3 separate regions of the Mus musculus genome follow, and regions 2 and 3 are each linked to region 1. The links are chromatin loops, found by intact Hi-C in ENCODE. Cell type or tissue: heart. All regions are shown on one strand.

Region 1 (8,000 bases):
CCTGACAACTGGGATCATACAAAAGGCGTACAGTCACACAACCTCCCCTTCTCTCCAAATTTGGAAAAACCTTTTTTCCCCTTCTATTTTTGTACACTGCCTTGTATCATGTAGCTCTGTGTAAGCTCTTCCCACCAGTCTTTGTAGACATTCTACATAAATTTCCATCTCTTGGTACCCTAATGCATCACAGTTAGGGGTTCTTTGACCTGTAACTCTCCAGATACTGCGCGCTCACTGTGCATCCTTCTCTGAAAGGGCAGCTCTGTAGTCTTCTCCTTAGTATTTCAGGAGTTGCTATTGACTACAAAAACAGCCTCTCAACATGAGAGCTAGTCCTTCTCACACAGACAGTGAGAGGCAGGCAACTGTGGCCACTGAGCAGCTAGCTCTCTAGGGTGTCCACATCCTAGGATCCGGGAAGGAAAAGAAAGCAGCTGGAGAGGGAGGGGGTTTGGATGGGCGAACTCCATAATCTCTCTCTTATTCTACAGTGACAGGGAATTGCACCAGCACCAAAAAAAAAAAAAAAAAAAAAAAACCCGCTAGGAGTCCAGCATCCTCCTAGACTCTCTGAGCCTTCCTCATGAGCGCATAGGTACAATCAGGACTCTTCCCTGTGCTTTGCATCCTGGCTGTGCTTATGTGAAAACAAAACAAAATAACAGCAACAACAACAATAACAACAAAAAACACCCCTGAAGCATTCTCTTCGGCCCAGAGCTATGCCTACACAAAGGCGACAACCAAGGTTTTTAGACCCTGTGGCATGGGCTCTGCAGACAAGCTTGGGTCCCACCCACAGGCACCCTAGCACAGGCCCCGCCTCCCCTCCTCTGCACTTTCAGCTAAGCCTAGGAAGTGACAAGCTGCGTGCTCAGCTGACGCAGCAAAGAGAAGCAGACCCTTAGAAGAGCGCCCCCCCGACCAGGCAGAGATCCAGTCCACTTATTGACAAGCCAAGCAAGGAGACCTCGCCGCCATGGACCGCCGGATTAAGTTGATTATGGCCCTCATGGCCTGGCCCGAGCTGCGTAAAGGCCGTTGGCAGAACCCCATCCCATTTCCTGAGCTGTTTGATGGCGAGATGGAGAAGCTCCCGGAGTTCATCGTGCAGACCCTGTCCTACATGTTAGTAGATGAGAAGACCTTCGACACCGACAAACGCAAGGTGATGTTCCTCATCACCCGCCTCAAGGGCCGGGCCCTGCAGTGGGCTATGCGCTATCTCCAGACAGACAGCCCCATGCTCAACAATTACTCCGGCTTCCTGAATGAGATGAAGGAGGAGTTCGGGTGGGAGGAGGATGAGGACTTCTAGGCCTCTGGCAAGCCTGGCCTGGGGCAGGGGCTACAAGAGGGTGAGCTGCTACCCCACCCCCCATCGCGATTTTTGTCCACTGCCCACCCCCTCCCCCCGCCTCTGCCATCCCACCCCACCCCCAGCTCCCCAATCAAGCATGAATGCCCCTGTCCCTTCCTGTGTCCTAGCCTTTGTTCCAGGAATAGCTCCCCAGTCTCCTGCTGCTGTCTCTGCTGGGCCTGGCTCTTGGAGCACAAGGCCTCCCAGAGCTGACAGCTCAGCCCATCCCAGTCACATTTGAACACTGTCTGGTTTCCAGCTACAAGATGAGCTCCTGTCGTTTAGTGGGCAGATCACTCGCCGCCAGAGCATTTCATTACCTCCTACCCAGTGGACAGTCTGCAAGCTTCTGCCCATAAGGCCTGCGCTGATGCTGCCATTTCAAGCCCCTGCACAACCCATATGTGGACTGGCTGCTGCCCTTAACTGACCCGGACTCACCTGGGAGGTACCTGGGCTGCCCACGGCCCATGGACATTGATTCACCTTCAGCGGGACCCTTCCCCTCCCTGCTCCCAGAAACCTGCTGTCTCCCATTTTGTCTTGTGGACTAGCTGGTTTTCCTGAGAAACCAGCTTGCAGCTCTTTCTCTGATGTGTATGCCTTTTCCAACACAGTAGCCCCTGTGCTCTTTCCTTCTTGTCTGCTCTACCTGTACAGAAGCCTTTTCCTCACGTTGAATAAACATCAGATGCTATTTAAAAGGAAATGGAGTCTTACTTAGTATAGCATCCTACCACCCCTCCCCACAACCTTACCCCTGCAGGTGTCTGCACATGGGATCGATGTCTAGATAAAGACATGTTCATGGCCTGATGTTCATTCTCACAGCATACTGCAGATATGAGATTCACCTGGTAGCCACACTGGTGGAAGCCTTACTACTAGGCAGTCACAGATGGTGGACCTTTATGCCCTTCAGGAGATGGACCTTCATCTAGTTTTCCCCATTGCAGGCTAAAAGTCATAAAGGTATCTCTGGGTTGAAATGGTTCCTTATAGGAACAATACTGAAGACACAGGAATAATAATAGCTAATTGGCAAACCAAGCACCACTGAATTTGTCACTAGTCTAAAAATGTATGTTATCCATCATTCACAGATCCACCTGAATTGAACTGGTGTGTTAGTAAAACCATGGACATACATGCTAACATGCTTCTATGGGGCATGAAAACTTGAATGCCAGACTGCTTATTCATTTAGATCCAGATCTGATTGATTACGCACAGTGTAATACAAGGCGTTTTATCCAGTGGGAAGGGGCAACTACTGTTCATATTTCCTTGCTAACTCTTGAAATCTATTATGTTGAAACAAATCTACTATCTCCTATATTACTAGAAAAAATTGGTATCCCAATACAACCAGATAATCCTTGAGTCACCTTTCAGCATCATATGTATTCTGCTTCTTTCTAATATACTTGGTGGTTCTCCTGAACCTGTATGATTGCGCAATACTGTAGTGTATCTCTTCCTGTTTATTCCTTTCCTTCCGTGGAACAGGGAAAGTTTGGCCATTCTCACATGCAGTGGTGTATATCTCCATCGACTCTATATTAGAATATGTCATATTTATCTCAGAAGTGCTACCACTGGCAAATTCGCCTCAAACGTACATAAAACATAGTATTATTCAAATTAAATGGAGAATTCAAAGTGTTTCATGAAATGGACCCTATGCTGTGCCAGATTCTTAAGATCTGGGTTTGGTTGGTTGTTTGCTGTTTGAAAAGCAGGCTTGTTAGAAATATCAGAGTGTGGAGCACTAGTATACATACTAGTATACAGCATCCTAAAACACTGAAACCTAAGTCAGGTCAAGGGCGAATAAATATGTGCCTGCATTCAACTTGTTGAAGAGTCATAAGGAGTGATTTTAATCATGCTTTTAATTTTAAATAGATACCCCTAGAGAATTTGGGAAATGTTTGGAAGCCTCTGTCGGAGTCTGGCTTATTCCCTGTGATCTACCAAGGGCTATGCTGTCTGGAGAGCTGAGTGGGGTGGCTCAGATCTACCCTTTGGGCAATCCTATCCTCTTCAGCAGCAATACAGCTGAAGCAACAGTTGTGCAGTGAGTGCCCTTCCTTAGGCCTGAATGACTGAGTCAGAGAATGTTCTAGTCTACACTGGCCCCTTCTTCCAAAACCTTCTCTCATTCTGAACATATCCTGCATTGAGTCACACTCCACACCAACCATTCAGGTGCAGGTGAGCACGATTCAATAAATAGGGAACAAACAAAGAATATCTTTAAAAAGCTTTATGTGTTTTGCTAACATGTGTCAATGCATCAGGTCTATGCAATACTCAATTTAGCCAGGAGAGGGCGAAAGAGACCTGGAAGTTGGGATTATAACCACTGTGAGCAACCAAATGTTTATTCAAAAGGAACCTGATTGGTATGGGAGAGCACTGGGTGCTCTTGCATGCCAAGGTGGGCCTCTAGCCCATACAAACTGTATTTTGAAGATGAAAAACGTTCTTACCCTTTGATTCAGTCTTCCCCTTACAATTTTTCTCATTTTATATGAGATTATATTCTTTTTGATTTTAAGTGAACAAGCAATTTTGCCTGCATGTCTGTCTTCAACACATTCCCCAGGTCCCTGGTGTCTGAAGAGAGCATTGAAGTTGAAGAGGGTTGACAGATACCACCCGGGTTCTGGGAATTAACCCTTTTCCTCCTGAAAAGCAGCAGTTGTCCTCAGAGGTTGCTTGTTCTTGAAGGACAAGCCACGATTCCAGTATCTACTGTACTTGTTACACTCAGTTTTCCTTGGCTTTTATGTTCTATAAGACACCCAAGCTTTAACCTGGATCCTTGCTTCACAAGCTTATGGAAACTTGAGACCTGGAAGGAGGATGATAGAGTAAGACAGAAACAAATTTAACATATTTTCTATTTGGGGGTTAAGGGAAGTAGTGACCTGGGGCCTATAATTGATGAAACTTTCAGGCAAGTTGTGTGATCCTCAAATCCTCAGAAGTTTAAAGAGTGGAGCAAAGCAGGCTCTGATGATGATTCAGTCTCTCTAGGTCCTGTTTTTCTTGGGAGACTCCTACAAAAACACTGTGGAAAGGCTTAACTCTGCCCTTAGTCCCAGTTGCCTGAAGTCAGCTCTTCCTGTAATGTCAGCCTCAGGGCTGGGATTGAGTAAGTCAGGGCATTCCTTTACAAGGACACCATCTGCTTGTGCCTAGGAGCCTGTAAGAAGGCAGACCAAGAGAGGCAGGCAGGGACAGAGCAGAAAAGAGCCAAAGCCAGACAGAGAAACTGAGTCAGAGAGGGAGACTGAGAAGGGGAGGGAGAAACAAACACAGAGAAAGAGAGAGAGGCAGAGAGACACAGACAGAGATTGCATACAAAGACCCTCCTCCCACACTCTCACTCACCCCCCCACACCCACCCCTGAGAGCACAGATCTCATGACCTCATGGTGCCTCTAGGGGTATTTGATTTACAGCTGTGTTTTCTAGTGTAGGAGACTTGGAGACCACCTACTGCAACAAAACATTCTAAGCTCCCCTGAGCTTAAAGTGAAAGGTAAGAGATGCAGGAACTGGAAGGACAAACATCAGCAGCACTCACACACACCCAGTGGTAGGAAATGAGTCAAATGGAAGCCTAGTGTGGTCCCAAAATACTTTACAGCTTGGGAAGTGGCCACGCCAAAGAGGGAAGGAAGAGTAGGAACAGGGGAAATAGTAAAATCATTGTGAGAACAATGGTGGCCCATAAACAGAGAGGCCAAGGCAAGTAATCAGGGCCCCTGCAAGTGCTTGGGTTTGGCTTTGGGGGAGGAGAGAAAAGCCTGACTTGTAGCAGACAGTGTGGTGGACAAGAGAATGGCTGCTGTGAGCACTGATCTCCTGGACTGTCACTAGAGTCCTGTCCTGCACACTTTGTTCCCAGCTGGTGACTGCATTCTCTCACTCTGTCTTCCTCTTGCTGTGCAAGCTCTTACTCCCTCTCAGGGTCAACAGACACAGGCTGCTCAACAGTCTCACTGCAAGGCCAGACCTCTGCTCAATGCCCAGGTGCCTTCCTCAGTCACAACCCCTGCCCTCTACAGCACAAGGCCCAAAGGAGCCTGGAGGCTCTTATGCTCAGCCTGCTGTCCTTGTTTCTCTGTCATTACAGCAGGTTTCCCCCTGATTAGAAGGAAGCCTGCCAGATTCTCACAAGCCTGTTGAATAAGCAGATGGTGAGTCTGTCAACTCGTGATTTGGGCTACAGACAACTGTGGATTTGCGGCTGCAGGCTTAGCAGAGGAACATATAATCCCAGCAGAAAGAAAGTAATACATCTTAGGGAAATACATGAGGCCTGCATGTAGATGAGAGTTGACTGAGGAACAAGAAGAAGGATGGGCAAGAGAAGCAGATGACCATAACAGATCACAGCCTGTCAGATGGCGCAGTGCACAAGGGCTCTTGCCACCAAGCCTGACACCCTGAGTTTGATCTGGGGAGGCCTTGTGATAGAGAGGAGAGAACGGACTCCTGAAATTTGTTCTCTGAAATCCGTGTGTGCTGTGGCATGTACACAACCCCAACACACACACACACACACACACGCACGCACACACACGCATACACACATGCATGAAGATAAATGAATAATTACAGGAATATAATAAATCAACAGTGTATGCAGACAACCTTACGTTATGTACTTCTGAGCATCAGTGGAATTATTCCTTTCTGCATTCATTTGTTCTTCTGTGGTTGAGTGTAGAGGACAAACTGCTTATGTGGAGATCAGAGGAGAGCTTGGGACAGTCGGTTCACTCCTTCCACCAGGTAAGCTCCAGGAATTGACAGCATGTCACCAGGCTTGGAGCCTGCCTTTATCTGAGCAGAGCCATCAAACCAGCCACAAAAGCACATTCTTAAGATATACTCCAGACACTATTGTCTAAAATACAGTACAGGGAAACATTTACCAGTTTGAACCTGTCAGTATCTCTGCTCAGGAAGACCATTTTCAAAATTGCTTTCTCATAAACAATAGGATGGCATACACACCCTTTGATGTGAATGTTCTGTTTTTAAATTATATGTGCTTACCCTGAAGGTTTTGCTTTTGTTTATCTTGGGGGGCTTTGTTGGTTTGTTTGTGTGATGTTTGTATATGCTTGGTCCAGGGAGTGGCACTATTAGGAGGTGTGGCCTTGTTGGAGTAGGATTGTCACTGTAGGCAGGGGCTTAAGACCCTCATGCTAGCTGCCTAGAGTCCATTCTTCCAGTAGCAGCCTTCAGATGAAGGTGTAGAACTCACAGCTTCTCCTGCACCATGCCTGCCTGGATGCTTCCCTGCTTCTACCTTGATGATACTGGACTGAACCTCTGAACCTGTATGGCAGCTCCAACGACATGTTGTTCTTTATGATAGTTGCCTTGGTCATGGTGTCTGTCCACAGCAGTAAAACCCTAACTGAGAGAGTTTGGGTTTTTTTGAGACATGGCCTTGGTCTGCAACCCTGACTGTTCTGATACCCATTATGAACTCCAGACTGCCTTCCAACTTCTGTGTTTTGAAGTCTCACAAGTCTTGGGAGTAAAAGTATACTGCACCACCATGGCTTTATGTCCAAAAAAGGTAAAATATTCCTAAGAAGTACATTTTTCAGGAATAGCATGACCTCTGGTTTGGGGCATAGTTTGAGGGTACCTCATTTCTCTCTCCAAACAGAAAAAGCTTTTAGGATTTTTAAATTATTTTTGTCTTCCTCCTTCTGCCATACCAAGTGTAATATATATGCACATATGTGCATATGTATGTGTGTATGTGTATATCTGTGTATATGTGTTTGTGCATATGTGTACATATGTGTATTATATGTGTATGTGTTCATACATGTGTACATGTATCTATGTATATTATGTATAATTGTACTTCTCACCCTCTGCAATCCCTGTGATCCCCCATATCACGGGTTTGGAGTAAATATGACAGTGACAGAGCATTTCAGCTCTTCTGTCACACCCCTGTAATCCCAGCACTCTGGACTGGAGCCTGAGGCAGGAGAATGTCGGCTTTGGGGCCAGTCTTGGGTGCACACTAAGGATGCCCTTTCCAGGAAAGCCAGCACAGGGCTGAGGAGATGACTTAGTGTGTAGAAGCACTTGCTGTGCAAGCATGGGGAACTGAGCTTCAGGACTCAGAACCAATGTCATAACCAGACACTTGGCATAAGTGCATGAATCCCAGCGTTCCTGGAAAAAATGAGAGCCAGAAACAGGAAAATCCCCTGAAGCTAACAAAAGAGTGAGCCTGGTGTCCAACCTGGAAAAACCCCAAAGAGAGCCCAACCTGTATCTTGTCACCCAAAGTTGCTCTGGCTTCCATGTAAATATTATTATACAGACAAGCTTCTATCCACACACGTGAATACACACACACACATACACACTCACATGCAAATGCACACACACATACACATGCACATACAGAGGGAAAGAGACAGAGACAGAGAGACAGAGACATAGACAGAGAGAGAGACACACACACATATAAAAGTACAGGCACACACAGAGAAAGACAGAGGTAGAAACAGAGGCAGAGAGACAGAGACAGGCAGAGACAGACAGAGAGAGACAGATAAACAAACACACACACAGAGGA
Region 2 (8,000 bases), 190 kb after region 1:
GGGCTAATATTTGAAATGTACATAAAGATAATATCGGATAAAAATAAATAAATAACTAAATAAAAATTAAAATAACAATATTCACAAAATACTACATATAAATAGGAATAAGTCATTCAGATGTCATAGAGTATATTAACTAATATTTCCTAATATATAAATTATGTTAATACTATATAGTTTTAAACAAATTATATATCCAAAAATGTACCTTCAAATTTTCCCAGAATATTTTGTACTGGAGATCTGTGAAGAAATTAAAGTTTTAAAAAGTAAGGATTCTGAAGATACAGTTTGATGGCTCAGCTTTTGTCCTACAAGCAGGTCGATGAGAGTTGCCCCACAGCATTACATCCTCCAAGAAATCCATTCAGATTAAGGATTAATCTTACGGAATTCTTGTTTGGAATATACATCATATGCTAAATATTAATATAGATTACTTGCTATACAATCAATTAAACTTTTCTGGAAGTACTTACACTATGAAGGAAATAATAAGTTTGAACATATTACCGTGTATCTCCAACTACTTCTTCAGGATTTGCATTCTCATCATCACGAGTTACTGGATTATGTTCTGGGTTGGCAATAAAACGAGATATTAAAACATTTTTTTTTGCAAATTTTAATGAAACACTTTGTGATCATTCAGGCATAGTGCCAATATTAGGTTTTAAACAGATTTATTATTTGTCCAGAGGTTAAACAAAATCAAGTAATGTCTACTTGTCATCTAAAAATATGTTTTAAGCTAGTTATTTACATGCTGTGATTAAAGACAAGAGATACAATATGAGATTTTCGATCTCTGTTACAAGCCTAATTAGAATAACTGAGAAAAAAGGAAGTGTAACATCAATGCCCAACATTATATATCTGGTACCTTCAATAACGTCCAATTCTGGAGCATTCCCATCTTGCATTTCATCACTTGACAAGTCCCAGTTTTCCATTGTTGTCTCTAGAGAATATTCAAAACACTGCCTTTCCACTAAGAAATTTAGGTTTTCTGATTTAGAATAAAAAGAAATTTTCTCAAGCCATTTGAATCCCCAAAATCACTTAAGCTAATAAAATTGAAATATATAATAACATTAAGGAATGATTTTTATAAAAACAGCACTTCATAATTGCATGAAGGGTTTAAAGATAAAACCATATTTCTATTACCCTCTGATTTAATACTAAAGACCTTAGTATTTAAATATGGAACACAATAGTTGCCTTCAAAAATAGTCATTAATAACCTCAACTTCAATATGTACACATTTTAAAAAAAGAATTAGTTAAGTTGAATGAAGTATTTTGGGCTACACACACACACACACACACACAAACACACACATACACTATGATGGCTTTAACTGTGACTTCAAGTGGGTTTATATCTAATCAGAGGAGGATCTGCATTTTGGTTCCACTCCTGCTAGGTTTTTGATAAATTTGAGCAAATGTGTCTGCATCTCAATCTCCAAATAAAATCATAGTTCCTATTATCACAAGCAAGCTCCTCAATCATTTCCATCGCAATACAAATCTAAAGCAAATCTAAAATATAAAGTTCTGCCTGGCTGGACACATATTTTACTCCTACAGCAAGAAGTTCTGGGTTCAATCTTCAACAATAAAAAAAAAACCAAAAAAAATTAAAAATAAAAAATAAAACAAGCATGTTTCCTCCGGTTCCTGTACATTTGTAAGGCTGAGGACTTCACTTTCAAGGAAAGTCCAAGCTGCACATGAGGTTTCCAACACGCCTGAGATACAGAGTTAGAGCTCACTTCCCTAAACCAAAACAACACATAAATAAACACAGCCTGGCCTGAATTATGTCTGAAGTCCCAGCATTTCTGAGGCTGAGAGGAGCCTCTGGATTTGGAGGCAGTTTGGAGCCTATATATACAAATTTCGGCAATCTGGCCTTTCAATACCAGGTAGAGGAAAATGAAGACTGGTCTTCAGTTTGTTTTTCATGAATTCCTGGTGGGCAGCAGCAGCAACAGCACTGAAAACGTTCTAGTCTGTTTCCACCACTAACCGACATCCAGTTTACTCACACCTCACATCCCCAGGCCCCAGAAAGACTTTCAGGGTCTCCAATTCCCTGGCCTTCCTGCTTTCTGCTAGGTGCTGTCTGTTTAAACTCCTGCCCTTAGCGAAGTTTTCCGTTTTTCTCCACAGAGGCCTAGGTGGGTAAAGTCGATTGTGAACCCGGAAGTAGCACAGTCCAGAGTCCCGTGAGGGTCACCTCCTCTCCTTACTCCTGAAGTAGCACGTCCGCCCCTCCACCCGGACCCCCAGCTGAACCAGGATTAACCAACTTTCAACAGGTCACTGACTCCCTCCACAGAGACTTCTCCCTACCATGATACCTCAAGAACTTCTCGGCTTCCTCAAGAACTTCGCTTCCTCAAGAACTCGGCTTCGTGGCCACCACAAAGCATACTGGGTAACAGGGTTGGGACAGCGGGAAAACAGTCTCAGCCAAGCCCCTTGCTGATTGGCCGTGTTTGCACATGCGTACTAAGGGTGAGAGAGGCTCTATCTGTCTTCTGTCATCGAAGCAGCAAAAAGGAGGTAGTATTTTAGCTGCCACTACTACCCAGAGGCTTTCCATTTTCCAAGTTTGCAATACTAACTTGAAAGTTAAAATAAAATGAATTCCCAAAAGACTCTCCTACTTTGTTTCAGTTGAAGGGGCTGTTGTGTGCAATTCTAAATTGTTTTATTTATTTAACTAACGTGTTTTTGCATGTTTGTATTTATACAACATGCATGTCTGGGGTTCGTAGAAAATAGAACAGGATGCCAAATCACCTGGATCTAGAATTAAAAATGGCTGTGAGCCATTATGTGGGTCCTAGGAACTAAACCTTGGTTCTCTCCAAGAGCAACAAATGCTCTTAATTTCTAAGCCATCTTTCCATCCCTTTCCTGTGTGTGTTTTAAGGTATGCTGGATCAATTTCTCTCGATAGGTGTTTATTTTTACTATACAGTGGACATTATAAAAATATGACATTTTCCTAATATTGTCTATTTCCAGAAAAAGAAAAAAAAACACCATAATTTTAATGGATTGTGTAAATCATAAAAAAGAGATTCAGTAAAAATTATGTATATACATTTCAGTATATGTGTGCATAAGGAGGCATCTGGTGTATTCTCAATCATATTCCAACTTACATTGTTTTTTTGGGGGGCTTTTTGTTTTTGTTTTTGTTTTTTGAGACAGGGTTTCTCTGTATAGCCCTGGTTGTCCTGAAACTCACCCTGTAGACCAGGGTGGCCTCAAACACAGAAATCCCCCTGCCTGGGCCTCTCAACTGCTGAGATTTAAGGCATGCGCCACCATCGCCTGACCCAACTTAAATCTTGAGACAGGGTCTCTCTGAATCTGCAGCTCACCAATGCCACTAGCCTGGATAGCCAGCAAGCTGACTCCACCTACTCAGCACTGGGCTGCAGCCTGCCTTTTTAAAGTGTATCCTAGGCCCCCACCTAAGTCCATATACTTTCAAGAAAAGCACTTTACCAAAAGAGCCATCTCTCTAGCCCCTCTGCGAGGTTTGTTCTGTTGCTGTAGCCAATGTCTCTATTTTTTTTCTTTTTTCTTTTTGTATTTCTGTAATCATGCCTAAGTTTGGCTCCTAAAATGTTTAATCCTGGTCTTGTTTGTTTCTTTACAACAGCAAATTGGATTGCTTGCTCACATTGCAATTTGCAGTTAATTGGGCAAACTGGACAAACTAACATTCCATTTGCGAGGCTTATTGCTCTGTTTTGTTTGTTTGGTAGGTTTTTTTGTTAATTTGGTGGGTTGGTTGTTGTTTTTTTTCCTGCCACTGAAGATGAAACGCATAGCTTTTACATGATGCTGTACCACTGAGCTACATCTTCAGCTATTCTTTAGGTCTGAACGTTGGGTGAGAAGTCATCTGTATGTGTTTTTAAGAAAACTGCAATTACTGTGAAACCTAAAATTATCCCCCTATACTATAGGGTTTATAGAGATCTGGTGCCCTCTTCTGGCCTCTTCAAACAATAGGCAAATATCTCCAAAAACACATACCTCCAGATTTATCCAACATACTGTCTAGTTCATCTCTGTGAAGAAAGGACGATAAAAAATTAAAGCTAGAAATATAGTGGACTGGTAGGGCATTTGCCTAGCACACACAAAACTCTACACAGAAACTTCTTAATTATTTATAATAAATATATAATGTTTGGTTTGGAACAAATGTCATATGCATATAAATTACATAGTGGACAACAAAAGTGAACCTGTATTATGTACTTTTAACAATTCATATATTTATACCCCACAGTAGTTTATTCATAATTCTCCCACTCTTGCTGAGACCCTTCTTCTTCCCAGATGGTCCACCTCTTATTTTTATGATGTTTCTCCTTTCCTTTGTGCGTATATCTGGGAAGACCTCCTGCAGGTGGTCCTATTGTTTTAGTTGCTATGTGACTTGAAAAACTTGAACAAATTTGTAACATATGAAACACTGCAAATGGCACTACTTTATTTCAACTGTAGAGGTTCTTGTATGCAATTTTGGTTTTTATATATTAATGTGTATAAACATTTAATGTGTGTGGACATTTTCTTCAAGTGCATATATACACTACAAAAGTCTATGCTGCCTTAAGAGATCAGAATGGAGCATCCAGATCTCCTACAACCCCCCTGGTATTCTCCTCGATCCGCCTTCCTAGTACTGAGCTTGATTATAACAGTGTGCTAGGTCCTGCAGGCCTTCTCTCTCACTTATGCCTCTGTTGCCTACAGAGGCTGGAATTGTGCATGATTATCTCAAACTTTAGTTGTGCATAAATTGAGAGCCATGTTGTGGGTGCTTTGTTCCCAGTCCTTTGCATAGAAAAGGTGCTTTTTACAGCTGAGTCATTTTTCCAACCACTGTTTTGTGCACTTATTTGCAATTTCCTGGCCTCTTCAGGTCCCAGGCATATATCTGGTGTGTTTAAATTTATGTTGACCCAAAACACACACACACACACACACACACACACACACACACACACACACACACACACACACTCATATATTTTTAAATTTGCATATTTCTCTATAACTCCTTTTGTCCTATTTCATGCCTTGTCCAGCTTCCTTGTGAGGGGTATTCCTTTTGTATTGTTATTTTTTTTGTTGTTTTTTGGTTGTTGTTTCCTTTTTCAGTTTTTTACTAGATATTTTCTTCATTTACATTTCAAGTGATATCCTGAAAGTCCCCTATACCCTGCCCCCACCCCGTCCTACTCCCCTACCCATCCACTCCCATTTCTTGGCCCTGGAATTCTCCCGTACTGGGGCATATAAAGTTTGCATGACCAAGGGGGCTCTCGTCCCAATGATGGCTGACTAGGCCATCTTCTGCTACATATGAAGCTAGAGACACGAGCTCTGGGTGTACTGGTTCATATTGTTGTTCCACCTATGTGCTTGCAGACCCCTTTTGCTCCTTGGGAACTTTCTCTAGCTCCTCCACTGGGGGCCCTGTGATCCATCCAATAGCTGACTGTGAGCATCCACTTCTGTATTTGCTAGGCCCAAGAAAAGCGTCACAAGAGACAGCTATATCAGGGTCCTTTCAGTAAAATCTTGCTAGTGTATGCAATGGTGTCATCTTTGGAGGCTGATTATGGGATGGATCCCCCGGTATGGCAGTCTCTAGATGGTCCATCCTTTCGTCTCAGCTCTAAACTTTGTCTCTGTAACTCCTTCCATGGATGTTTTGTTCCCAATTCTAAAAAGGGCAAAGTGTACACACTTTGGTCTTCTTTGTTCTTGAGTATCATGTGTTTTGTAAATTGTATCTTGTATCTTTGGTATTCTACGTTTCTGGGCTAATATCCACTTATCAGTGAGTACATATCATGTGAGTTCTTTTGTGATTGGGTTACCTCACTCAGGATGATGCCCTCCAGGTCCAACCATTTGCCTAGGAATTTCATAAATTCATTTTTTAAAATAACTGAGTAGTAGTCCATTGTGTAAATGTACCACATTTTCTGTATCCATTCCTCTGTTGCGGGGCATCTGGGTACTTTCCAGCTTCTGGCTATTATAAATAAGGCTGCTATGAACATAGTGGAGCATGTGACCTTCTTACTGGTTGGAACATCTTCTGGATATATGCCCAGGAGAGGTATTGCAGGATCCTCTGGTAGTACTATGTCCAATTTTCTGAGGAACCACCAGACTGATTTCCAGAGTGGTTGTACAAGCTTGCAATCCCACCAACAGTGGAGGAGTGTTTTTCTTTCTCCACATCCGCACCAGCCTCTGCTGTTACCTGAATATTGAATATTAGCCATTCTGACTGGTGATCCAACACCCATTCACGATAAAAAGTCTTGGAAAGATCAGGAATTCAAGACCAATACCTAAACATGATAAAAGCAATCTACAGCAAACCAGTAGTCAACATCAAAGTAAATGGTGAAAAGCTAGAAGCAATCTCACTAAAATCAGGGACTAGACAAGGCTGCCAACTTTCTCCCTACCTATTCAACATTGTAATTGAAGCTCCAGCCAGAGCAATTCGACAACAAAAGGAGACAAAGGGGATACAAATTGGAAAGGAAGAAGTCAAAATATCACAGTTTGCGGATGATATGATAGTATACATAAGTGACCCTGAAAATTCCACCAGAGTACTCCTAAGCCTGATAAACAGCTTCAGTGAAGTAGCTGGATATAAAATTAACTCAAACAAATCAATGGCCTTTCTCTAAACAAAGGATAAACAGGCTGAGAAAGAAATTAGGGAAACAATACCCTTCTTTTTAAAAAATTTTTTTTACTTACATATTTTCCTCAATTACATTTCCAATGCTATCCCAAAAGTCCCCCATACCCTCCCCACCCACTCCCCTACCCACCCATTCCCAGTTTTTGGCCCTGTTGTTCCCCTGTACTGGGGCATATAAAGTTTGCATGTCCAATGGGCCTCTCTTTCCAGTGATGGCTGACTAGGCCATCTTTTGATACATATGCAGCTAGAGTCAAGAGCTCTGGGGTACTGGTTAGTTCATAATGTTGTTGCACCTAGAGGGTTGCAGATCTCTTTAACTCCTTGTATACTTTCTCTAGCTCCTCCATTGGGGGCCCTGTGATCCATCCAATAGCTGACTGTGAGCATCCAATTATGTGTTTGCTAGGCCCCGGCCTAGTCTCACAAGAGACACCTATATCAGGGTCCTTTCACAAACGCTTGCTAGTGTATGCAATGGTGTCATCGTTTGGAGGCTAATTATGGGACGGATCCCTGGAAATGGCAGTCTCTAGATGGTCCATCCTTTTGTCTCAGCTCCAAACTTTGTCTCTGTAACTCCTTCCATAAGTGATTGTTTCCAATTCTTTTTTTTTTTCCATTTTTTATTAGGTATTTAACTCATTTACATTTCCAATGCTATACCAAAAGTCCCCCATATCCACCCACCCCCACTCCCCTGCCCACCCACTCCCCCTTTTTGGCCCTGGTATTCCCCTGTACTGGGGCATATAAAGTTTGCAAGTCCAATGGGCCTCTCTTTCCAGTGATGGCCGACTAGGCCATCTTTTGATATATATGCAGCTAGAGTCAAGAGCTCCGGGGTACTGGTTAGCTCATAATGTTGTTCCACCTATAGGGTTGCAGATCCCTTTAGCTCCTTGGCTACTTTCTCTAGCTCCTCCATTGGGAGCCCTATGATCCATCCATTAGCTGACTGTGAGCATCCACTTCTGTGTTTGCTGGGCCCCGGCATAGTCTCACAAGAGACAGCTACATCTGCGTCCTTTCAATAAAATCTTGCTAGTGTATGCAATGGTGTCAGCGTTTGGATGCTGATTATGGGGTGGATCCCTGGCTATGGCAGTCTCTACATGGTCCATCCTTTCATCTCAGCTCCAAACTCCGTCTCTGTAACTCCTTCCATGGGTGTTTTGTTCCCAAATCTAAGGAGGGGCATAGTGTCCACACT
Region 3 (8,000 bases), 60 kb after region 1:
AAATATGTTAAATTTGTTTCTGTCTTACTCTATCATCCTCCTTCCAGGTCTCACGTTTCCCTAAGCTTGTGAAGCAAGGATCCAGGTTAAAGCTTGGGTGTCTTATAGAACATAAAAGCCAAGGAAAACTGAGTGTAACAAGTACAGTAGAGACTGGATTCGTGGCTTTTCCTTTAAGAACAAGTAACCTCTGAGGACAACTGCTGCTTTTCAGGAGGAAAAGGGTTAATTCCCAGAACCCGGGTGGTATCTGTCAACCCTTTCCAACTTCAATGCCCTCTTCAGACAATAGGGACCTGTTGGAATGTGTTGAAGCCATGCAGGCAAAAATACTTGCTCACTTAAAACCACAAAGAATAGAAAGGCGTGAGGATAAGACTCTGTATCAAAGGGCAGAAAGATGTTTCTAATTATAAAAACATAATTTTTATATTGTAGAAACCTAGATTAGCAGGTAAAAGCACCCACTCCTTTCCTAAAGCAACCTGGTTCCTTCTGAGTACACACTTTGTTGCTCATAGGGGCTGTAATCCCAATTTTAGGGTGTCTGGTCCCATCCCCTGGGCTTAATGCATATTGCATGCCTATGGCTCACAGCCACACATGTTAGCAAAACACATAAAGCTTCTTAAAGTTATTCTTTGTTTGTTCCCTATTTATTGAATCGTGCTCACCTGCACCTGAATGGTTGGTGTGGAGTGTGACTCAATGCAGGATATGTTCAGAATGAGAGAAGGTTTTGGAAGAAGGGGCCAGTGTAGACTAGAACATTCTCTGACTCAGTCATTCAGGCCTAAGGAAGGGCACTCACCGCACAACTGTTGCTTCAGCTGTATTGCTGCTGAAGAGGATAGGATTGCCCAAAGGGTAGATCTGAGCCACCCCACTCAGCTCTCCAGACAGCATAGCCCTTGGTAGATCACAGGGAATAAGCCAGACTCCGACAGAGGCTTCCAAACATTTCCCAAATTCTCTAGGGGTATCTATTTAAAATTAAAAGCATGATTAAAATCACTCCTTATGACTCTTCAACAAGTTGAATGCAGGCACATATTTATTCGCCCTTGACCTGACTTAGGTTTCAGTGTTTTAGGATGCTGTATACTAGTATGTATACTAGTGCTCCACACTCTGATATTTCTAACAAGCCTGCTTTTCAAACAGCAAACAACCAACCAAACCCAGATCTTAAGAATCTGGCACAGCATAGGGTCCATTTCATGAAACACTTTGAATTCTCCATTTAATTTGAATAATACTATGTTTTATGTACATTTGAGGCAAATTTGCCAGTGGTAGCACTTCTGAGATAAATATGACATATTCTAATATAGAGTTGATGGAGATATACACCACTGCATGTGAGAATGGCCAAAGTTTCCCTGTTCCAAGGAAGGAAAGGAATAAAAAGGAAGAGATACACTACAGTATTGTGCAATCATACAGGTTCAGGAGAACCACCAAGTATATTAGAAAGAAGCAGAATACATATGATGCTGAAAGGTGACTCAAGGATTATCTGGTTGTATTGGGATACCAATTTTTTCTAGTAATATAGGAGATAGTAGATTTGTTTCAACATAATAGATTTCAAGAGTTAGCAAGGAAATATGAACAGTAGTTGCCCCTTCCCACTGGATAAAACGCCTTGTATTACACTGTGCGTAATCAATCAGATCTGGATCTAAATGAATAAGCAGTCTGGCATTCAAGTTTTCATGCCCCATAGAAGCATGTTAGCATGTATGTCCATGGTTTTATTAACACACCAGTTCAATTCAGGTGGATCTGTGAACGATGGATAACATACATTTTTAGACTTCAGTGACAAATTCGGTGGTGCTTGGTTTGACAATTAGCTATTATTATTCCTGTGTCTTCAGTATTGTTCCTATAAGGAACCATTTCAACCCAGAGATACCTTTATGACTTTTAGCCTGCAATGGGGAAAACTAGATGAAGGTCCATCTCCTGAAGGGCATAAAGGTCCACCATCTGTGACTGCCTAGTAGTAAGGCTTCCACCAGTGTGGCTACCAGGTGAATCTCATATCTGCAGTATGCTGTGAGATCGAACATCAGGCCATGAACATGTCTTTATCTAGACATCGATCCCATGTGCAGACACCTGCAGGGGTAAGGTTGTGGGGAGGGGTGGTAGGATGCTATACTAAGTAAGACTCCATTTCCTTTTAAATAGCATCTGATGTTTATTCAACGTGAGGAAAAGGCTTCTGTACAGGTAGAACAGACAAGAAGGAAAGAGCACAGGGGCTACTGTGTTGGAAAAGGCATACACATCAGAGAAAGAGCTGCAAGCTGGTTTCTCAGGAAAACCAGCTAGTCCACAAGACAAAATGGGAGACAGCAGGTTTCTGGGAGCAGGGAGGGGAAGGGTCCCGCTGAAGGTGAATCAATGTCCATGGGCCTTGGGCAGCCCAGGTACCTCCCAGGTGAGTCCAGATCATTTAAGGGCAGCAGCCAGTCCACAGATGGGTTGTGCAGGGGCTTGAAATGGCAGCGTCAGCACAGGCCTTATGGGCAGAAGCTTGCAGTCTGTCCACCAGATAGAAAGCAGTGGACAGCATGACATGTCCATCAGGTGGCAGTTGATCTGTCCATTAGGTGACAGGAGCCCATCTTGCAGCTGGAGCCTGGGACAGTGTCCAAACCTGCCAGGGATGGGCTGAGCTGTCAACAGTGGGAGGCCTTGTGCTCTCCAGAGCCAGGCCCAGCAGGGACAGCAGCAGGGGCCTGGGGAGCTATTCCTGGAACAAAGGCTAGGACACAGGAGGAGACAGGGGCGCGCGCATGCGAGATCTCCAGGCAGGGCGGGCGCGGGAGGTGGGGGAGTTCTCGGGGTAGGAGGGGGGCCCGGGGGGAGGGCGCACTCGGCGACCCCGGCTGCAGCCACAGGACAACACAGCAGCAGCCCACCCTCCCGGAGCCCCAACCCCAGGCCAGGCTTGCCAGAGGCCTAGAAGTCCTCATCCTCCTCCCACCCGAACACCCGCTTCATCTCATTCAGGAAGCCGTTGTAATCATTGAGCAGGGGGCTGTCGATCTTGATGTAGGGGATCACCCACTGCAGGGCCCGGCCCTTGAGGCGGGTGATGAGGAACGTCACCTTGAGCTCGTCGGTGTCGAAGGTCCTGTCGTCCACCAACATGTAGGAGCCGGTCTGCACGATGAACTCCGGGAGCTTGTCCATCTCGCCATCAAACAGCTCTGGAAACGGGATGGGGTTCCGCCGACGGCGCCGCCTGTTGTGCCTGAGCATGTAGGCCTTCGGCCTCTTTACCTTGCCTTGGCCTTCCATGACGCTGCGCTCTCTGGGCTGATCTAGTCGCTTGGTGGCCGGGCTGGCTGGAGGCTCTCCGGACTCTTGATGGGGTCAGCTGTGCTTTGCTGGATCCGCAGAGCACAGAGATTGTCAATTACAAGGCGTCGCCGGAAGTGCGTGGGAGAAGAGGAGGGACTTGTGCTAGGATGATTGTGGGTTGGACCCCAGTTTTTCTGTGGTGCTGCTGCTGCTGGGTCAACAATCCTTAGTGCTACCCAATGCGCAGGCGTGTTTCTGGGGCGAACCAGGAGAATGTTTAAGGGGTGGTTTGAATTGTTTTGTTTTCACATAAGCACAGCCAGGATGCAAAGCACAGGAAAGAGTCCTGATTGTACCTATGCGCTCGTGAGGAAGGCTCAGAGAGTCTAGGAGGATGCTGGACTCCTAGCGGTTTTTTTTTTTTTTTTTTTTTTTTTTTGTGCTGGTGCAATTCCCTGTCACTGCAGAATAAGAGAGAGATTATGGAGTTCGCCCATCCAAACCCCTTCCCTCTCCAGCTGCTTTCTTTTCCTTCCCAGATCCTAGGATGTGGACACCCTAGAGAGCTAGCTGCTCAGTGGCCACAGTTGCCTGCCTCTCACTGTCTGTGTGAGAAGGACTAGCTCTCATGTTGAGAGGCTGTTTTTGTAGTCAATAGCAACCCCTGATATACTAAGGAGAAGACTACAGAGCTGCCCTTTCAGAGAAGGATGCACAGTGAACGCGCAGTATCTGGAGAGTTACAGGTCAAAGAACCCCTAACTGTGATGCATTAGGGTACCAAGAGATGGAAATTTATGTAGAATGTCTACAAAGACTGGTGGGAAGAGCTTACACAGAGCTACATGATACAAGGCAGTGTACAAAAATAGAAGGGGAAAAAAGATTTTTCCAAATTTGGAGAGAAGGGGAGGTTATGTGACTGTATGCCTTTTGTATGATCCCAGTTGTCAGGGAGAATACATAATTAATATTAATTCCCCAGCGTCTTCCTTTGTACAGAAAATTACGTGGTACATGCCGTGATTTACTTAAAACCCTATCTGCCAGGCTATTGAAGCAGGGCATAGGTAGAAACCATAAGAATCATAAACTGGGAATTAATTTTGAATGCTTAAGGTCAGAGAAGATAAGAGCAGTCAAACAGATGGAAAGAGACCCCTCTGCTGAAAGAGGATGGCTCAGCCTCACAAGCCTGGTCATTTCCCTGAGGTAAGGAGAATATGGGGTTGTGAATTTCCTGACCACCTGCAGAGTTGCAAATGATACCCCAGCAGCTAATGTCCCATACCAACCAGGTGACTGCAGAAATCTTCTTCTCTCTGTAGGTGTTTCCTCCTTAGCCAGGGCCACAGTGACCTTTTAAATGCTAATGGGAAACTTCTCCTCTGCCCCTGACTCTGTCCTCTGAAGGCAAATATTTCACAGGCCATAGTAATGTGCAGTGCTCTAGATACTGCAATGCAACCTTCACCACTCTGTAGTTCAAAGGAAGCTGGCCTTTGTGCTTGTGCTTGGCTGCTTTCATGTCAGCAGGACACTCCTGGTGCTTAAAGCTCTGCTCAGTGGGAGGCAGTTAGAGGAGGACAGGAAAGTGCTACCTCAGGGTGAGCTAAGGTTCTGCCTTTATCCTAAGGAACAGCAGGGACCTTGCTCTCCTCAGAACCCTGTGAAGACATACCCTGTGACAGGGCAGGGGGTAGGGGAGTGCAAGGCAGGAAGAGGGTGTGCAGAACAACCTAGCTACCCTGGCAGGCTCCTCTCAGACATGCAGCATCAACAACTGTGAAGAATAACATCTCAGCTACCCTGTCTGGGCTAGTTTCTAGTGGCAGCCCAAGCCTACTAACACACTGTGGTTGTTTATGAGCATTTCTATTAAAATATACAAAGAGGTTGCAGGGTCTCCCTTCTGTGATTCCTGCACTGGGAATCAGAGGAGGAGCCATTGGAGGAATGAGGGCAAGGCAGGCTCCACACTCAATTCTATGGTACCTCCGGCTACATATAAAGATACTGTCAAGGGATAATACTAGTCATATTACTAACTGACCTGAGACAAACCATGTTGAGCCAGTAAGGGATCCATGGCAGGGACAGTTACAAGGAGTTCCAAGAACGAATAAGCACCCAGAGAAAGGCGAGCACATTAGTAGTATTCACTAGTAAGGTAAAACTACATGAGGGACTTGTTCAGATGACAGAGACAGTGCTTCAGTTACTGTGTAGTCCATGAGAACAGTCTGGCCCTGCTGCTGGAAGGAGGCAGAGGCAGGCAGATCTCAGAGTTCCAGGCCTTCCTCCCTGATCTACAGAATAAGTTCCAGGTCAGCCAGGGCCACTAAACAAACAAGCTCTGTTTCAAGAAGCCAAGGGGAGTGGGAAGGGAGAGAGGGAGAAGGGAGGGGAGAGAGACAGACAGACAGACAGACAGACAGACAGACACACACACACAGAGAGAGAGAGAGAGGGAGAGAGAGAGAGAGAGAGAGAGAGAGAGAGAGAGAGAGAGAGAGAGAGAGAGAGACTTGCACTCTTAGACTGGCATTGCAGGCACATATCCTAACTCCCCGGATTTGGAATCACAGACCTGTAGATCTCTGAGTTCCCACCCAGACTGTTCTACAGAACGAGTTCCAGGAGACTCAAGGCTACACAGAGAAACCTGTCTCAAAACCCAAAGGGGATTTGGGGAGTAAAGCACTCTGTAAGGACATTGTGCATCAGTCTCATAATGGTGGCTTGGCATGATCCATCATTCATTCTCATATTCTTGGGTACTAGCTGTACAAGGTCCCATGGCTATGCCAGGATCTATAATGTCTATTTGCAAAGCCTGTCAGACAGGCCACACCTGGGTGTTGCAGCCCCAAAGATTCTGATGGTATAACCTGCTTGGCCACTAAAGTGGTACATTCTGGCCACTTTTCTGTGTGTATGTATGTATGTATGTATGTATGTATGTATGTATGTATGTATGTGTGTATGAATGTTATATATGTATCCAGCGACTGTTCTATAGCATAGAATCCAACAGAACATTCTACAGCTTATACTGTAAGCCCAACGAAGTTTGTCACTGGAAGGCAGCATGTCCATCATAAAGATCAAAACAGACATGTACCAATCTAGAGGCACATACATTCTTATAATTCATGAAGAACATGCTACAGCGCAAGGGAGATAGTTTTGAAGGAGATAGTCTTGTAGGTCGGTGCCTGCTGTGCCATCAGGAGGATCTGAATCTGTCCATTTTTAACAAAATAAAGAGTGGGTTGTAGTGGTGCTCACTTGTAAGCTTCACTCTGGATAGGCAGAGATCAAGGAGGCTCAGGTAACTGGAGAGGGGTTGCCTCATGAAAAACAAAAGCTCTCATGGAATGCCTAATGAGGCACCTCATGAGAGCCACAGTTCTGTCCCCTGTATCCTCCTTAGTGTGTGACTTAAGGACTGACATCCAGGGATGGTGACAGCCTGCAGAAACAAGCACTTCCTTCCTTCTTTTGGTCCTCCCCTGCTTCCACACCACCCCAGGCAAGGGCACCTTCTGTCTGTGTTTAGAGTTCTAGATTAAAGGACTACTCTTTTAGGTTCCTTAGTTGTGTTCCCAAAAGGCTGCATCCCAGCCTCTCTCCTTCCTTCCCCAAACCACACCCCTAGTCCCCAGAGGACAGTTGCCACACCATCCTCTTTGGTAGTAGTATGAATGTGTGCCTCTAAGTTAAAAGGAAAAACGGTAAACATTTTTTAACAAAATAAAATTTTATATGTTGTATTTAAAAGGAAAACTTATATTACATTTATATAAAATTATATGAAAACATAGTATGCTTCCAAAGGGATGACATCCTACAAGCTCCTAACACATCAACACCTGTGTGTATGCCCATGTCTGCAGGCACCCAAGTACACACACAAACACACACACACACACACACACACACACACACACACACACACACACACACACATGGTACACATATACATGGTACCTACATGTAAGTGACATACCCTGGAATCACATGTAAATAAAATGATAATACATAGTTCTACAGTCTGTTTTATTACATGACTATGGTTGTAAGAGAACCTCAACTTAGAATTTCCCACTGGACCTTAGGAAAGATCCATGGGTCCCCATTGCTGCCCAGCCAATTAATGAAGACTTCACCAGAACCATTCCTCAATATGTGTCTAATTGCTGTTGCAATAATTTGCCCTCAACAATTTCATAAAAAGCTTATGAAAGAAAGAGAAGGGGGTCACTTCTCCTGTGGGTGTGGGAGGACCCAAGAGCGCTGGCATCAAAAACTCCATTCTAGTGTGTCATTTCTGGTCTCTCAGTAGCTAAGGCTCACTTTGGGTCTTACCATGGCAAATGCCACTCAGTGTAATCTTTCATTGGAAATAGACACATATGGAAATTGTTCCTACCATCTGTCTGTATATGCAAGAAAATCAATGTGACAGTGCTCCTCCACCATTCCTGGTAAGAATTCCCATGTTCACAGACCTTTTGTATTCCCAAAGGGCAGCTATGAAAATCTCTAAAGAACAAGATAAATTATGGGGAAACTCTGGAGATGTTTCCGAGGGGATGACAAACGTGTTTACTGGCCAGGAAGGGTTGTAGTTAAGCCATAGGGAGGGGTAAAATAACTCTAGAGACAGAAATGGA

The links. A loop is a pair of places that touch in the nucleus more often than their neighbours do. Peaks named below come from ENCODE experiments on the same cell type or tissue, not always from the same donor. Only the 100,000 strongest peaks of a DNase experiment are listed, where the experiment ranks them.
Region 2: it touches region 1 in a loop (9-fold over the local background); 4 of 42 quality-filtered maps call a loop at or near these places.
Region 3: a loop joins it to region 1, with 6 times the contacts of the local background. A loop is called at or near these places in 16 of 42 quality-filtered maps.

Annotation. Positions count from the first base shown.
Region 1 is chrX:53,607,064-53,615,063 of GRCm38, forward strand. It overlaps Rtl8c (retrotransposon Gag like 8C), which reads left to right and starts at 859. Exons shown (of 2, transcript NM_028375.3): 1 at 859-1,361; 2 at 1,623-2,072. The coding sequence starts at 983. The coding sequence ends at 1,321. In heart, a CTCF peak has its summit at 3,692 (motif pointing right); a DNase peak (open chromatin) is centred at 838; H3K4me3 peaks cover 1,244 bases; H3K27ac peaks cover 965 bases.
Region 2 is chrX:53,795,257-53,803,256 of GRCm38, forward strand. It overlaps Xlr (X-linked lymphocyte-regulated), which reads right to left and starts at 2,450. Exons shown (of 8, transcript NM_001291747.1): 1 at 2,376-2,450; 2 at 887-964; 3 at 517-580; 4 at 212-246. The coding sequence starts at 956. In heart, a CTCF peak has its summit at 4,029 (motif pointing left); a DNase peak (open chromatin) is centred at 2,465.
Region 3 is chrX:53,666,981-53,674,980 of GRCm38, forward strand. It overlaps Rtl8b (retrotransposon Gag like 8B), which reads right to left and starts at 3,457. Exons shown (of 1, transcript NM_001018063.2): 1 at 2,185-3,457. The coding sequence starts at 3,318. The coding sequence ends at 2,977. In heart, no CTCF peak of the experiment used is centred here; a DNase peak (open chromatin) is centred at 3,491; H3K4me3 peaks cover 468 bases.